2 separate regions of the Homo sapiens genome follow, and region 1 is linked to region 2. Evidence: read pairs that join two places in POLR2A ChIA-PET (ENCODE). Cell type or tissue: A673. All regions are shown on one strand. Links, peaks and the distances in the headings refer to the core of each region. The heading gives the core; the rest is flanking DNA.

Region 1 (8,340 bases), core at 67-8,066, 62 kb after region 2:
AGGAGTACCATTGCTGTGACTACTGAGACTGAGCCAAAGCTGCCGAGTGGAGCTAGGAAACACTGTCCTGCAGAGTCCCACTGATTTGGGCCAACAGTGCTGTATTTGCCTATCCTTGGGAAATTCAGGGAAAATGACAACCTGTATTGGCTGATCACTTTTGATTTTCAGTCCCTCCCAGCTAGGACAATTCAGTCACCAAATGAAGAGTCCAGACACAGCTCAGAGCTCATAGTTTGGTATCTAGAGATGAGGATCCAAATCTGGCTGCCCTAATGCCTTGCTATGACCATCATCTGGGAGAAACTGATCAATTCCATTGATTTCAGTGGCACTAGAAAAAAAGGTTTCACTTCTTGCATCTGAGAACAGATACCACGCCCCCAAAAACCTCAACAGAAAGTCCCAGCTGCCTGTCTCATTACTGCTGGCCCATCCAGTGGCAGTCAGTTCACTACGGCTTGAAGAATTCCAACAGCTGACTTGCAAAGGAAACATGCAATTTCCCGGAGATAGACCAAATTGCATGACCAGAAAATATGGCTAACATAGAGGCAGAATTAATAAGAGAAAGAGAAGTAAACTTTAGTTAAAACCTAATGAGGAGGAGAAACATAATGAGGACATTTAAGAAGATACAATTAGAGCATAAAAAAATGAAATTATGGTACTGAAAAGTATGATTTCTAAATTTAGAAATTCAATGTAGAAATTAAAGAGAATGATTACTTCTGAAAATCAAAATAGCGTTTAGTGGGATCCCTATAACCCAGAGCAAAACAAAACAAAATATACTAAATACTAAGAGAAATACGCAGATACAAGACAGAGAGGACCGTTTAGGTGGAGACTTAAATTGTCTAATAAATTTCCAGAAGGAAAAAGGAAGAGACAGAAGAAAACCAAAGACTTGCTTCTTTAGATTTAAATGACTTCCTAGTCCCAGGTGGGTAGAATGAGAAGACATATTTGCAGACAAAGAAGTGTCCTAAAAGAAGAAAATGGGGAAAAATTAAATAGGGTTAAATTTTTTAACCCGAAGGATAAATTTAACGGTCATCAGCCAGAAAGAACAAGTTATTGACAAAAGAAAGGGAGTTAGACCATCGCTGGACTATCGGCAATACTGAAGGTTACTGGGGGGATTGTGATAGGAAAATCTTATAACCAGCCAAAATCTTATTATATAAGGGCAAAAATAAGGTATTTAGGGGCTTGTAGGACCTCAGAAAGTATACTACCCATGTACTCAACCTGAGGAAATTAGTCAAGGAAGTACTTAAGAAAATAAGGATGCAAGGAGGCCAGGTGCAGTGGCTCACGCCTGTAATCCCAGCACTTTGGGAGGCCAAGGCAGGCGGATCACCTGAGGTCAGGAGTTCTAGACCAGCCTAGCCAACATGGTGAAACCCTGTCTCTACAAAAGTACAAAAAAAAAAAAAATTAGCCGAGCATGATGGCGGGTGACTGTAATCCCAGCTATTCAGGAGGCTGAGGCAGGAGAATCGCTTGAACCTGGGAGGCAGAGGTTGCAGTGAGCCGAAATTGTGCCATTGCACTCCAGCCTCAGCAACAAGGGCGAAACTCCACCTCAAAAAAAAAAAAAAAAAAAAAAAAGGATGCAAAATTATAGCCGGATAAGAGGAATAAGTTCTAGTGTTCTATAGAATTCATAGTTCCTATAGTTCTAGTATTCTATAGGATCCCTATAGTTAACAATAATATATTACACAGTTTCAAATAGAAGGAGGATATTAAATGTTTCCAACATGAAGAAATGATAAATGTTTGAGAGGATGGATATGCTAATTATCCTGATCTGATCACTTTAAATTATATATATTAAAACATCACTTTGTACCCCATGAATATGTACAATTATTATTTGTCAATTTAAAATAATAATTTTTTTTTTTAGATGGAGTCTTGCTCTGTCACCCAGGCTGGAGTGCACTGGCACAATCTTGGCTCACTTAAACCTACACGTCCCAAGATCAAGCAATTCTCCTGCCGCAGCCTCCCAAGTAGCTGGGATTACCGGCATACACCACCACACCTGGCTCATTTTTGTATTTTTAGTAGAGACAGGTTTTCGCCATGTTGGCCAGGCTGGTTTTGATCTTCTGACCTCAGGTGATCCGCCCGCCTTGGCCTCCCAAGGTGCTGGGATTACAGGCGTGAGTTACTGTGCCCAGCCTAAAACAATCGTTTTTTAAAAAAAATTCAGCAACAGGGAAAGACAAAGAATACAAGAAGACAATGGTGAATAATGAACCTTGTAATTGTCATACTCTAAATAGATGCTAACGTGACATGGAATAATGAGAATTTTAAATCAGATGAGACTTATTATGGAGGAAAATTTAATAGCCTTGGCTAAAATTTTAAATTATCTCAAAACACAGGAGTAGGGGTGTGAAAGAAGAAAGTGGGGAAGTAAAAGTGCTTTCAAGCTTTGTTGAGGTTTATGAATTGTGAGGGAGGGGCTGCAACGCCATTCTACAGTGCACAACAAACAACTTTACAGTTGCTCCTGGCTGGGGCCGGTGGCTCACACCCGTAATCCCAGCACTTTGGGAGGCCGGCGGGCGTGTGGCTTAAAGCCCACAGCTCGAGACCAGACTGGACAACATGGTGAAATGCCATCTCTACTGAAAAAAAAAAATACAAAAATTAGCCAGGCGTTGTGGTGTGTGCCTGTAATCCCAGCTACTTGGGAGGCTGAGGCAGGAGAATCGCTTGAACCCAAAGGCAGAGGTTGCAGTGAGCCTAGATCGCACCCCTGCACTCCAGCCTGGGCGACAGAGTGAGAGTCTGTCTCAAAAAAAAAAAAAAAAAAAAAAAAAAAAGTTGCTCCTTAGACGTGGCTGTTCTAAAAATCCTTGATCTGTTCTTCCATCAAGGATTTCTTATTGGCAGTAGTATCCTTTCTCTCTCTCTCTTTGGCCTTGAAGTTTCCTTTCCCTACCTTCCAAGCTCCTCCCCCTTTTTCTGTTCCTACCCATATTCGTCTCACTTTTTACACAGGGAAAATTAACTACAGATTGCAAATTTAGGTTCTGTGCAGCTCTGCGGCATTCAGAGCCTTCAAAGTCCAGTTCCAGAATGTGGGCTTTGTCGTGAAGGCAGTAGGAAGTAATTGAAAGTTTTGTGTGTTAGAAAGATTTCTCTGAGCCGGGCGCGGTGGCTCACGCCTGTAATCCTAGCACTTAGGCCGAGGCGGGCGGATCAGCTGAAGTCAGGAGTGCGAGACCAACCTGACCAACATGGAGAAACCCCGTCTCTACTAAAAATACAAAATTAGCCGGGCGTGGAGGCGCATGCCTGTAATCCCAGTTACGCGGGAGGCTGAGGCAGGAGAATCGCTTGAACCTAGGAGGCGGAGGTTGTGTGAGCCGAGATCGCTCCATTGTACTCCAGCCTGGGCGAAAAGAGCGAAAACTCCATCTCAAAAAAAAAAAGATTTCTCTGGCTGCTGTGTGGAGGATGGATTAGAGAGAATGAGCTTGAAGGCATAGACACCCAGCAGGAAGGTTGTCGCTCTAATCCTAGTGAGGAATTCTGTTTCTCCCCCATTCCTAAGACCTAAATGTGGCTGAAACATTTTCTTTTTAGTTTTGTACAGGTCAGATGGGAAAGTACCACTCTCACTTTCTACAATGGGAACTCTTTAATGTTTCATACCAACCCTAAGCCTTCCTTAGGAGGGGCAGGCTGCCCAAAGTCACAGAAGGCTGACACCTAAGAAAAGTCCGGTCCTGGCGTAGTGGCTCACGCCTGTAATCTCAGCACTTCAGGAAGCTGAGGCAGGTGGATCACTTGCGGTCAGGAGTTCAAGACCAGCCTGGCCAATATGGTGAAACTCCATCTCTACTAAAAATACAAAAAATTAGCTGGGTGTGGTGGTGCATGCCTGTAATCATAGCTGAGGAGGCTGAGGCAGGAGAATCACTTGAACCCAGGAGGTAGAGGTTGCAGTGAGCTGAGATCGTGCCACTGTACTCTAGTCTGGGTAACAGAGCAATACTCTGTCTCAAAAAAAAAAAAAAAAGTCCATGTCAGGATCACAGCCCACTTCATTTGACTTCCTGCCTCCACTTGACTTCTCCAGAACGTTACTCTCCAATCTGTTCCTGCATATGACTGGCTCTCAGCCCTGCTGACTTCATCTCCCTGCTCCAGTTTCCCACTCACTCAGATTTGATGACCAGCTTGGTATTCCCTGCTGCTTCCTAACACTCAAAGTTTCATTCTGTAGGATGTTGAATTAAAACATTAGTTGAGTTCATAGCCTCATCAGGTCTATTGCAAAAGTTATGGCATTGATCAGAAAGAAGTAGTTGGCCTAGAAGAATTGGTTTGGGGAAATTCATGTGATTCAGAGTATCCCAAGTCCCAGTGAGCCTCTCTTACCAGCAAATGCAGCTCTCCCTCCTTTTCCTCTTCTGTCAGGGAACCCACCTTGCTACAGGGAGTTACCGTTGCCAATTCTCTTTATACCGGGCATTCTTACCATCTCTGATTGCCTCCAGATGACAGCCAGCATGCCCTTGGGGATCCAGAACGAAGGAGGAAGTTAAAACATCAAAAGGATGTTAAGCATTTGCTCATTTTTGTTAGCAAAACACTGGAGAATGCCTGTGAGCATAAGGACTGGACCAAGGAAAGAGGGACATAGATAAAGCTGAGGCAAATTTTTTTTGTTTTGAGAGGGAATCTTGCTTTGTCACCCCGGCTGGAGTGCAGTTGCTCGATCTCAGCTCACTGCAACCTCCGCCTCCCAGGTTCAAGCGATTCTCCTGCCTCAGCCTCCCGAGTAGCTGGGACTATAGGTGCATGGCGCCACACCAGACTAATTTTTGTATTTTTAGTAGAGACGGGGTTTTGCCATCTTGGCCAGGCTGGTCTTGAACTCCTGACCTCTGGTGATCCACCTGTCTCGGCCTCCCAAAGTGCTAGGATTACAGGCGTGAGCCACCGCACCTGGCAGGTTAGGCTAAATTTTTTAATATGGTATTCTTTCCAGAGATTTTGGATGAAAATGCCAGCTCCAGCAGCTAGGAGTGATTCTAATTGTTTTTCTCAGTTGGCTGACAGGAAACTGTGATTCAAAGATAGACCACACCAAATGAAGCCAAGAGGCCAGAAATTTCTGCCTATGATGTAGAGGAAGGAATGCAAAGACAGGAAGATGGGGACTTGGGAATGGATTTATCATATGTGATTCACCCACCTCAAAATTATGCCCCTCTAGGCCGGGCATGGTGGCTCATGCCTGTAATCCCAGCACTTTGGGAGACTGAGGTGGGTGGATCACCTGAAGTTGGGAGTTGGAGACCAGCCTGGCCAACATGGCAAAACCCCGTCTCTACTAAAATTACAAAAATTAGCCAGGCATGGTGGCAGGCACCTGTAATCCCAGCTACTCAAGAGGCTGAGGCAGGAGAATTGCTTGAACCCGGGAGGCAGAGGTTGTAGTGAGCCAAGATTATGCCACTGCACTCCAGCCTGGGCGACAGAGCAAGACTCCATCTCAAAAAAAAAAAAAAATCATGCCCCTCCAGTAAAGACTAACAATATATTCATATCACCAAACCACTGAGAAATGCATTGGTGCAAGGAGAGCTAGAATCTCTGTAAAGCAGTTGTAGGCCATGGATGCAAATGGGATGAACTGCACTCCTTATGGGATGACATAGTCTCCCTAATTCCAATAAGGGTGATGGAATTGGGAGTAGAACACACAAGCAAGGCCAAACATCAGCACTTCATTTCGAAGGCATGGAATCTACAGTTGTCATAACTGCCAGACATACTTACGTAGTCATCTGAATAGTCTGACTATTTGGTGGTACCTAATTACCTAAACAGAAGATCCAGAATTGAAACAGATGGGTAGCCCACCATAAGGTTTTATTTGATGTATGAAACCAAAAAACTCCAAGTTTGGTGATAAGAGGCCTTACTTGAACCACCACCGTAGAATCCTGCCTCCTCACTCAATTCCCAGGTCTGATTAATTTCAGAGATTCTGAGCCCCTTAAATAAAAGGAAAGGTGCATATCCTCAAAAAAAAAGGCTGTGGTAACATGACAGGTATATACTCAACCTCCTCCCCCTCAACTTCTCCAAATAGACAGCTATTCATAGGGGTAGATGTACACATAGGGAAGGAAAGTATCTAAACCTTCGGCTTTGAAATAATGGGAGACTAGAACGCTGTCATGGATTACCAGTCAGTGGCAGCCTCATGATAAGATTATAAAGCTTTGATTCCAATTAGTCTCACATTGGGCTCTAATAAGACCCCAAACTCATCTTGTGGTTGAGTGTACAATTGGAATAAATAAGTTCAACAATTGGGATAATTTCCAAATTGACTCTCTAACCCAAGTCATGAGGGCTATTATGGTAAGAAAAGCAAATTAAGCCTTTAGAGCAGCACTGTCCAACAGAAAAATAATGTGAGCCACATGTCTAACTTTTTTTTTTTTTGAGATGGAGTCTCGCTCTGTCGCCCAGGCTGGAGTGCAGTGGCACGATCTCGGCTCACTGCAAGCTCCGCCTCTCGGGTTCACGCCATTCTCCTGCCTCAGCCTCCCGAGTACCTGGGACTACAGCCCACCACCATGCCCAGCTAATTTTTTGTATTTTTAGTAGAGATGGGGTTTCACCGTGTTAGCCAAGATGGTCTTGATCTCCTGACCTCGTGATCCACCTGCCTCAGCCTCCCAAAGTGCTGGGATTACAGGCTTGAGCCACCGCGCCCGGCAGTAGCTGCATTTTTTAAAAGTAAAAAGAAACAGGTGAAATTAATTTTAAAAGCACAGTTTACTGAATCCATGATATCTAAAATAGTATCATTTCAATATGTAGTCAATATAAAACTTATTGAGATACTTATTTTTATATGAAGTCTTCAAAATATCATCCAGGCGTGGTGGCTCACACCAGTAATCCCAGCACTTTGGGAGGCCGAGGCAGGCAGATCACTTGAGGCCAGGAGTTTGAGACCAGTCTGGCCAACATGGCAGAACCCCATCTCTACTAAAACTATAAAAATTAGCCAGGTGTGGTGGCACGTGCCTGTAGTCCCAGCTACCAGGGAGGCTCAGGCATGAGAATTGCTTGAACCTGGAAGTTGGAGGCTGCAGTGAGCCAAGATCACACCACTGCACTCCAGCCTGGGTGACAGAGCAAGACTCTGTCTCAAAAACAAAAAACAAAAAAAAAGCTAACAGGACTTGGAGGCCAGACATACCAGGTATTTTCGATGCCTTGGGTGAGACACGTACGTGCCTGAAGTGAGAGTTGAGCCCAGGAGTCGAGGCTGCAGTGAGCTATGATTACACCATTGCACTCCAGCTTGGGTGACAGAGAAAGACCCTGTTTCAAAAAAGAAAAGAAATGAGTGTTAACATCGTTCATTATTACATCTAATAACCCACTTAGATAGTTTTTCATTCTCATTTCCTCAACTATGGGCTCTGCTGGTTTAGAGGTCTTAGTAACCAATCAAAGAATATTTCCATCAGGAGACACGAAAATGATAACACTGACATCTGGGCAGATTTGAATTTGATAATTCAGTCAAACCTCAGAAATTGACTAGTAGCCATAGAGGAAAATGAGGAATGGAGAATCTTTCTGGAAAGAGTCATGGGCCTGGGACTCCCTTGTAGGAGGCTGATAACCCTGCAGGGTATCTTGCATTGTTCCTCAGGTTGCTTTAGGACTCTTAAAGCAAACCACCCTATTTTGTACTTAAAGCTTGCCCTGGGTACTTTCCCAAGCATCCAGGCCCGGGAATGACACTGTATTGGGAAATGAGCTAATTAACCACATCCCTTCTTCCTAAGCCAACTCCAGGGCAACTGCAACATCATCATAGAAGTTGCACAGGTCAATGCACAGGTGCAGTGGCTCATGCCTGTAATCCCAGCACTTTGGGAGGACAAGGCAGGCAGATCACGGGGTCAGGAGTTCGAGACCAGCCTGGCCAACATGGTGAAACCCCATCTGTACTAAAAATACAAAAAATTAGCCAGGCGTGGTGGCAGGCGCCTATAGGCCCAGCTACTCGGGAGGCTGAGGCAGGAGAATGGCCTGAACCCCGGAGGCAGAGCTTGCAGTGATCCGAGATCGTGCCACTGCACTCCAGCCTGGGCAACAGAGCGAGACTCCATCTAAAAAAAAAAAAAAATTAGCTGGGCATGGTGGTGTGTGCCTGTAATCCCAGCTACTCAGGAAGCTGAGGCAGGAGAATCGCTTGAACCCAGGAGGTGGAGGTTGCAGTGAGCCGAGATCGCGCCACTGCACTCCAGCCTGGGCGACAGAGCA
Region 2 (8,340 bases), core at 211-8,210:
GGGAATTGCTTGAACCTGGGAGGCAGAGGCTGCAGTGAGCTGAGATCGCACCACTGCACTCCAGCCTGGGCGACAGAGTGAGACTCTGTCTCAAAAAAAAAAAAGGTGGCAATAGCATCCAAATTGATCTACCGATTTAATGCAACCTCTATCAAAATCTCAGCTTTTCTTTTTCAGAAATTAACAAGCTGACCATGAAATTCACATTGAAACTCAAGAGACACAGATGGGCTGGGCATGGTGGCTCACGCCTGTAATCCCAGCACTTTGAGAGCCCAAGGCAGACTGATCACGAGGTCAGGGGTTCAAGACCAGACTGACCAACCCTGTCTCTACTAAAAATACAAAAATTAGCCGGTCATGGTGGCGCATGCCTGTAATTCTAGCTACTCAGGAGGCTGAGGCAGGAGAATCGCTTGAACCTGGGAGGCAGAGGTTGCGTGAGCTGAGATTGCACCACTGCACTCCAGTCTGGGTAAGAGCGAGACTCTGCCTTAGGAAAAAAAAAAAAAAAGACACAGAAAAATCAAAAACAATCTTGAAAAAGAACAAAGTTCTCACGCTTCCCAGTTTCAAAGTTACAAAGTTACTACAAATTGACAATAATCAAGACCATGTGGTACTGACATAAGGATAGACATGCAGATGAATGAATGAGAGTCCAGAAATAAATCTATACGTCTGTAGTCAATTTTTGACAATGATGTTGACATCATTCAATGTTCTCAGCACCATTGTCAAAAGAATCCTCTTTTCAATAAGTGGTGCTAGGACAACAGGATATTCACGTGCAAAAGAATGAAGATAGACGCCTATCTTACATGATATACAAAACTTAAATCAAACTGGATCAACGACTTAAATACAGGAGCTAAAACTGTACAATTCTTAGAAGAAAACATGGGCATAAACCTTGTGACCTGAGTTAGCCAGTGGTATGTTTGACATGATTCCAAAAAACAAGTGACAAAACAAAAAATAGATAAATCGGACCATCGAAATACAAAATTTTATGCTTTACTTTGGGAGGCCGAGGTGGGCGGATCACCTGAGGTTGGGAGTTCGAGACCAGCCTGACCAACATGGAGGAACCCTGTCTCTACTAAAGATACAAAATTAGCTGGGCGTGGTGGTGCATGCCTGTAATCCCAGCTACTTGGGAGGCTGAGGCAGGAGACTCACTTGAACCCAGGAGGTGCAAGTTGCCGTGAGCCAAGATCCCGCCACTGCATTCCAGCCTGGGCAACAAAAGCAAAACTCCATCTAAAAAAAAAAAAATTGTGCTTCAAATGACACCATCAAGGAAGGGAAAAGAAAATCCACAGAATGAGGAGCAGTAATTGCTAATCATATACCTGATAAGCAACTTGTACCTAGAATACATAAAACACTCTTGGCTTGTTTTTTGTTTTTGTTTTTGTTTGAGACAGAGTCTTGTGCTGTCCGTTATCCAGCCTGGAGTGCAATAGCACACTCATGGCTCACTTGAGCTTTGACTTCCTAGGCTCAAGTGATCCTCACACCTCAGCCTCCTGAGTACCTGGGACTCCAGGTGTGCACCATCTCACCCAGCTAATTTTTGTATTTTCTGTAGAGATGGAGTTTTACCATGTGGGAGGCTGGACTCGAACTCCTGGGCTAAAGTGATCCACCTGCCTCGGCTTCCCAAAGTGCTGGGATTACAGGCATGAGCCACCATGAGCAGCCCATAAAGTACTCTTACAACTAAATAATAAAAAGATAAAACCACAATTTTAAAAATCAGAAGGATTTTAATAGATATTCCTTCAGAGAATATATACAAATGGTCAATAAGAACATTAAAATATGCTCAACATCATTAGCCATTAAGGAAATACGAATCAATACCACAATGAGAAATCACTTCACACTTACTAAGACAGTTATGACAAATTTTGGTAAGGATGTGGAGAAATGGGAACTTGCATATATTGCTGGTGGGATTGTAAAATGGTACAGTCACTTTAGAAGAGTCTGGCGGTAACTCCAAAAGTTAAACATAAAGTTACCATACAACTCAGCACTCTTAGGTATATACCCAAGAGAAATAAAAAATATGTGCCTATACAAAAACCTGTAAATGAATATTCATAACAGCTTTATTCATAATAGCCAAAACATGGAAACAACCCAAATCCAACTCGATTAATGAATGGAGAAACAATATCCATAAAATGGAATATTATTTGGCTATAAAAAGAAATGAAGTACTGATATGTACTGTGACATGAATAAACCTTGAAAATATCATGCTGTGAAAGAAGGTAGTCATAAAAGTCTGCATAATATGTTAATTCTTTTTTTTTTTTTTTTTTTGAGACAGAGTTTCATTCTTGTTGCGCAGGCTGGAGTGCAATGGCGTGATCTTGGCTCACTGCAACCTCCGCCTCCTGGGTTCAATCAATTCTTCTGCCTCAGCCTCCCGAGTAGCTGGGATTACAGGCATGTGCCACCATGCCCGGCTAATTTTGTATTTTTACTAGAGATGGGGTTTCTCCATGTTGGTCAGGCTGGTCTCGAATTCCCAATCTCAGGTGATTCGCCTGCCTCGGCCTCCCAAAGTGCTGGGATTACAGGCATGAGCCACCGTGCCTGGCCCATCAATTCTATTTTTATGAAATAGTCAAGATAGGCAAATCTATATAGAAAAAAATTAAATTAGTAGTTACCAGGAGCTGGGGGGAGGGGAAATGGGGAATGACTGCTAATGGGTATGGAGTTTCTTTTTGCAGTGAGAAAATGTTCTAAAGTTGGGCAGTGATGGTTGCACAACTCTGTGAAGATACTAAAAATCACTGAGTGGTATGCTTTAAAGGAGTGAATGTTACGGTGTGTGACTATATCTTAATAAAGCTATTATTTAGAAAACGAACAAGCTGGAAGAGCTAACCGGGAATCTTTCATATTTAAGACTTCCTAGAAATTTTCCATTTTGGAAAAACTCAGTGTGGTGGCTATCGTGGTTATCTTTCCAATTCTATTCCTCCCCCATTCATTACATAGTCACCTTGCAGTTTGGATGGGATTATCCTTACTACCAGCTTCAATAAATTCTAATTTGACTATTCTAGTCTGCCTTGCCATAGCCTAACAAATGGTATTCAAGGGTAACCATTAGAAAAATGAAAAGGCTTAAGATTTTTGTTAGGTCACAACTAACACTTGCTCTCTCTTCCTGGATGTGAAGTACTGATAATTGTTGGCAGCTGTCTTACAACCATGAGCGAGGTCAGCTTAAAGACAAAACTGCTTTGGGAAGCAAAGTTTGGCACTTTGGGAAGCCAAGGCAGGTAGATCACTTGAGGTCAGGAGTTTGAGACCACCCTGGTGAACACGGTGAAACCCTGTATCTACTAAAAATACAAAAATTAGCTGGGTGTGGTGGCACACGCCTGTAATCCCAGCTACTCGAGGGGCTTGAAGCACGAGAATCACTGAACCCAGGAGGCAGAGGTTGCGGTGAGCCAAGATCTTGCCACTGCACTCCAGGCTGGAAGACAGAATGACACTCTCTCTCAAAAATAAATAAAATAAAATAAAGTAAAAGTAAAGTAAAGTAAAGTAAAATACTGACACATAGAGGAGGGGCGAGCCAAGACTATCTCAGAAAAATGGAGCAAGAACTCCATTTTTTAACTGTGCCTGACTCTTGTTTGCTTTATATAGGGTGTGACTCTGTGACTGCCTCAGTTTCTCCTAGCCTGATTGTTAATAGTGTCTCCTTTCTCAAACGAGTCCTGCTTTAGATGGTCATTCATACGTCATACTCCCCATAACTGGATTTTCAGTTACAGATCAATGAATTTATTAGTTAACCCAGGTCAACTGTTTCTCAAGGCCATCCAAGTTTTGTTTGTTTGTTTGTTTGTTTGAGATGGAGTCTAGCTCTGTCACCCAGGCTGGAGTGCAATGGCGCGATCTCGGCTCACTGCAACCTCCGCCTCCTGGGCTCAAGTGATTCTCCTGACTCAGCCTCCCGAGTAGCTGGGATTACAGGCTCTTGCCATTATGCCCAGCTAATTTTTGTATTTTTAGTAGAGACGGGTTTTTGCCCTGTTGGCCAGGCTGGTCTTGAACTCCCGGCCTTGAACTCCTGGCCTCAAGTGACCTGCCCCCTTCGGCCTCCCAAAATGCTGGGGTTATAGGTGCCCAGCTGCACTTTCCTCACTCTTGGCAATGTCTTAGTCTTTCTTCAGGACCCAGATGACCTTCTCCATGAAGTCTTTCTAGATTTTCTGGAATAAAAGTAATCACTCCCAACTCCCAATTTTTCTCATACCTCTATATCAACACTCATTGCATTACAATGATACATTTTTGCATTTCTCTTCCTCAGCTGAACTTGAACTTCTCCAGGGGGAAAAAAAGATTATGTTATTTTTCACTTTGTATCCAAAGCATGAGAACACTGTGTACCTGGAACATCACATATTTTATTGTATTATTATTTTATTATTTTGAGACAGAATCTCACTCTGTCGCCCAGGCTGGGGTGCAGTGGCGTGATCTCGGCTTACTGCAATCTCTGCCTCAGCCTCCCGAGTATCTGGGACTACAGGTGCAGGCTGTTTTGCATATTTTGTAGAGATGGAGTTTCACTATGTTGCTCACCCTGGTCTCTAATTCCTGGGCCCATGCAACCTGCCAGATTCAGCCTCCCAAAGTGCTGGGATTACACGCATGAGCCACCGTGCCCAACCTCATGTATACATGTGTGCACACATGCACGCACACGTATGTGCACACATGCACGCACACGTATGTGCACACATGCACGCATACGTATGTGCACACATGCACGTATACGTATGTGCATACATGTATGTATACGTATGTGCATATGTGCGTGCACACGTGCATGTGCATATATGCATGCATACACGCATGCACACCTGTGTACACACGTGTGCATGCATGTGTGCATGTATGTGCATGTACATGCATGTGTGTACATGTGTATATGTGTGTGCATGTGTGTATGCCTTGTGTGCATGCATATACATGTATGTATAGATATGTGTGTGTGTGCATATATATATTGTTTTTTACTACAAAAAAAAAAAAAGACAGGATCTCACTATGTTACCCAGGATGGTCTTAAACTCCTGCGTTCAAGTGATCCTCCCACCTCAGCCTCCCAAAGTGCTAAAATTACCGGCATGAGCCATCATGCCTGGCCACCTTGTATGTTTTAATATTTGTTGAGGAATAAAGGAAAATAAATAACTAAACGGAAAATCCATTAATTTGTTTACTTTATCATCTTAACAGTCTTAATAATTTTGCTCAGTGTTCTCTATTATAGAGGAAATGACTGTTAATGATGGCTCCCATCATTAACTGTTGATGACTGTTAATGAGGGATCCCAAAATATTTAAGGTGGGTTGGCAACTGAATTTAGGCATGAGCTTATGTGATAGGGAAGGCCCTAATAGTTGTTTCTATCTCCTTGTATTGCAAAATGCTTTGTTTCGTGCTTTTTCAGGTATTAGACAACACTTCAAATTTATACCTACAATGATATAAAAGGCTAAAAACAATCAGATATGATTTCCAAACTATAAAATTACTAGACTAGGGGAGGATGCATCCTTTTCACAAATTAGTTGTTAGTTTGGTACCAATTTGTGTAAATGCTATAACACCTTTTGCCAATTCTGAGCTTCAAAAAATAATATATTTACGTAAACTTGACTCTGAAAACTTTCTCTCGTGTTAATCCTGATGCATTTAATTATATTTTATGAGGTACTTATTACCAAAAATTACCAAAAATAGTTTAAAGACTATTTGATATCACTGTTTCTTAACATCACAAGGCCAGTTTGTGTACCTTTCTAATATTATGCTGGCATGTAACGAATATTTTCTTTCAAGGCCTGAGATTTATTTTTCCCATGGAATAAAAATATCTTTGTTTGCTCCTTACTATTCAATTATATGTCTCCTATTTCCTACAATTGTCATCTAATTGCATTTGTTTCTGATTGACTACACCAGGTATATTAGCAAGAAGATGAGATCTACAATATACTCTGGTTTGTGTAATAATTAAGAATTGTAAAGTATTGCATGCTCTGTCACAAGGAATAATTTGCCAAAGATAAATCCTTCTAATAGGTAATTTTATTTTTTATGGGTTGAAACAGTAAATGGAGAAATAGAGAAAACAAAAGTTAGTAATGTAGATGAAATGAGACAAAATGAATGTACTTTCTCAATTAAGGAATAATAATAAAACTTTATATCCATTTCCCTCCCTGGAATTGTTATAAATATTTTACATATGTTAACTTGTTTAGTCCTCACAACAGTCCATTTATAGACAAAGAAACTGAAGCAAGTGGCTAGGCACAGTGGCTTACACTTGTAATCCTAGCACTTTGGGAAGCTAGGGCAGGAGGATTGCTTCAGGTCAGGAGTTCAAGACGAGCCTGGGCAACATAGCAAGACCCTTTCTCTACAAAATAAAAATAAAAATAAAAAAACTGAGGCGAGAGAGGTTAAGTGACTTGCTTAGGTCACATGGTGGACCAGAATTCAAACTCAGCCTGTCTGACTTTCACAGTATTCAGGCTTAGCCAATAGTTTATACTGTAACCTAAAGGAAAGCATTCTTAAGATAGGGAAGGTATTTTGTAGAGATTCTAAAGTCAGGAGGTCTAGTTTATCTTAACAACCTTTGTTTCTTAGTAAATGTTAAAGTCGCCGGGCGTGGTGGCTCAAGCCTGTAATCCCAGCACTTTGGGAGGCCGAGGTGGGCGGATCACGAGGTCAGGAGATTGAGACCACGGTGAAACCCCGTCTCTACTAAAAATACAAAAAATTAGCTGGGCGTGGTGGCGGGCGCCTGTAGTCCCAGCTACTCAGGAGGCTGAGGCAGGAGAATGGTGTGAACCCGGGAGGCGGAGCTTGCAGTGAGCCGAGATTACGCCACTGCACTCCAGCCTGGGCGACAGAGCCAGACTCCGTCTTAAAAAAAAAAAAAAAAAAAAAAAAAGGAAATGTTAAAGTCAAGTTTTAATTATATTGTTGGTAATTCTGTAAAATGATACAATAAGAAACAGATTTTGTTGGAATTTTCCTGAATTATTGTGTGAGAAAAAAAGCACTTGAAAAAGATTGTTCTTTTAAATTCCTTTTTTTTTGAGACGGTGTCTCGCTCTGTCGCCCAGGCTGGAGTGCAGTCGTGTGATCTCGGCTCACTGCAAGCTCCGCCTCCCGGGTTCACACCATTCTCCTGCCTCAGCCTCCCCAGTAGCTGCGGCTACAGGCGGCCGCCACCGCGCCTGGCTAATTTTTTGTATTTTTAGTAGAGACGGTGTTTCACTGTGTTAGCCAGGATGGTCTCGATCTCCTGACCTCGTGATCCGCCCGCCTTGGCCTCCCAAAGCGCTGGGATTACAGGCATGGGCCACCGCGCCTGGCCTTAAATTCTTCCACTTGTTGTTTGTGCTCTTAATGAACTGTTCTGCAACGACATTATGTTTCATAAAATTCCTCTTAACTGAAGCAAATGATATGGTGGAAGGAAAGAGCAAGGTGTTTAAATTCCCAGAGCATCTTAGCAGAAAAACATGATATACCTTCCTAAGTCTCAGATGGTGAAATTGACTTTCCTAAATCTCAGATGGTGATGTATACATTACATTTGTTATTAAACTAAATAATGCTAGACCAAAATCTACTTTGCAAACTGAATTTTGAGAGTTGAACATCTACTATATGTTGTTTAAATTAACTCAATACTGTACTTGCTTATTTAAATAGCATTGACTTTGGAGTCTGACAAAGCCGGGTCCAAACTCCATTGCTGTCACTTATTGAATGTCATCTGGGCATTTAACTTAATCTTTTTGTCTTACTGTACAGTTTATGACTGTTGTGAAAATCAAGTTAATAGTTAAATAATTTCCCTAGCATGTCATTTATGTTCCCTTGTTCAGTAAATATTAGTCAATCTCTCTCCACAATAAACTTACTGAGTTTGTTTACACACACGCACAAGCTGCATACATAGTCTAGGTGAAGATTTTAGCATTATGAGCTTAAATAAACTAGAATGAGTCATAACTATCTATCCAAAAATAAAGAAATTTCCAAAAACACTTTTAAAAAGATAATAGTTAAGGCCAGGTACAGTGGCTCAAGCTTAGAATCCCATCACTTTGGGAGGCCAAGATGGGTGAATCCCTTGAGTCCAGGAGTTTGAGACCAGCCCGGGCAACATGGCAAAACCCCATCTCTACAAATAATTTAAAAAGTATGCAGTGAGCCGAGATCATGCCACTGCACTCCAGTCTGGGTGACAGAGCGAG

What was found. Peaks named below come from ENCODE experiments on the same cell type or tissue, not always from the same donor. Only the 100,000 strongest peaks of a DNase experiment are listed, where the experiment ranks them.
Region 1: POLR2A ChIA-PET joins it to region 2 with 10 read pairs; 21 of 35 experiments call an interaction of 5 or more read pairs at or near these places.

Annotation. Positions count from the first base shown.
Region 1 is chr9:111,944,963-111,953,302 of GRCh38, forward strand. LOC124902250 (a long non-coding RNA gene) reads right to left here and starts at 4,670. Exons shown (of 2, transcript XR_007061735.1): 1 at 4,414-4,670. In A673, for the core only: no CTCF peak of the experiment used is centred there; no DNase peak of the experiment used is centred there.
Region 2 is chr9:111,882,613-111,890,952 of GRCh38, forward strand. No RefSeq gene overlaps it. Among named protein-coding and RNA genes, the nearest start is that of UGCG, 10 kb to the right of the region's middle. RefSeq lists an enhancer at 3,685-4,513. In A673, for the core only: no CTCF peak of the experiment used is centred there; no DNase peak of the experiment used is centred there.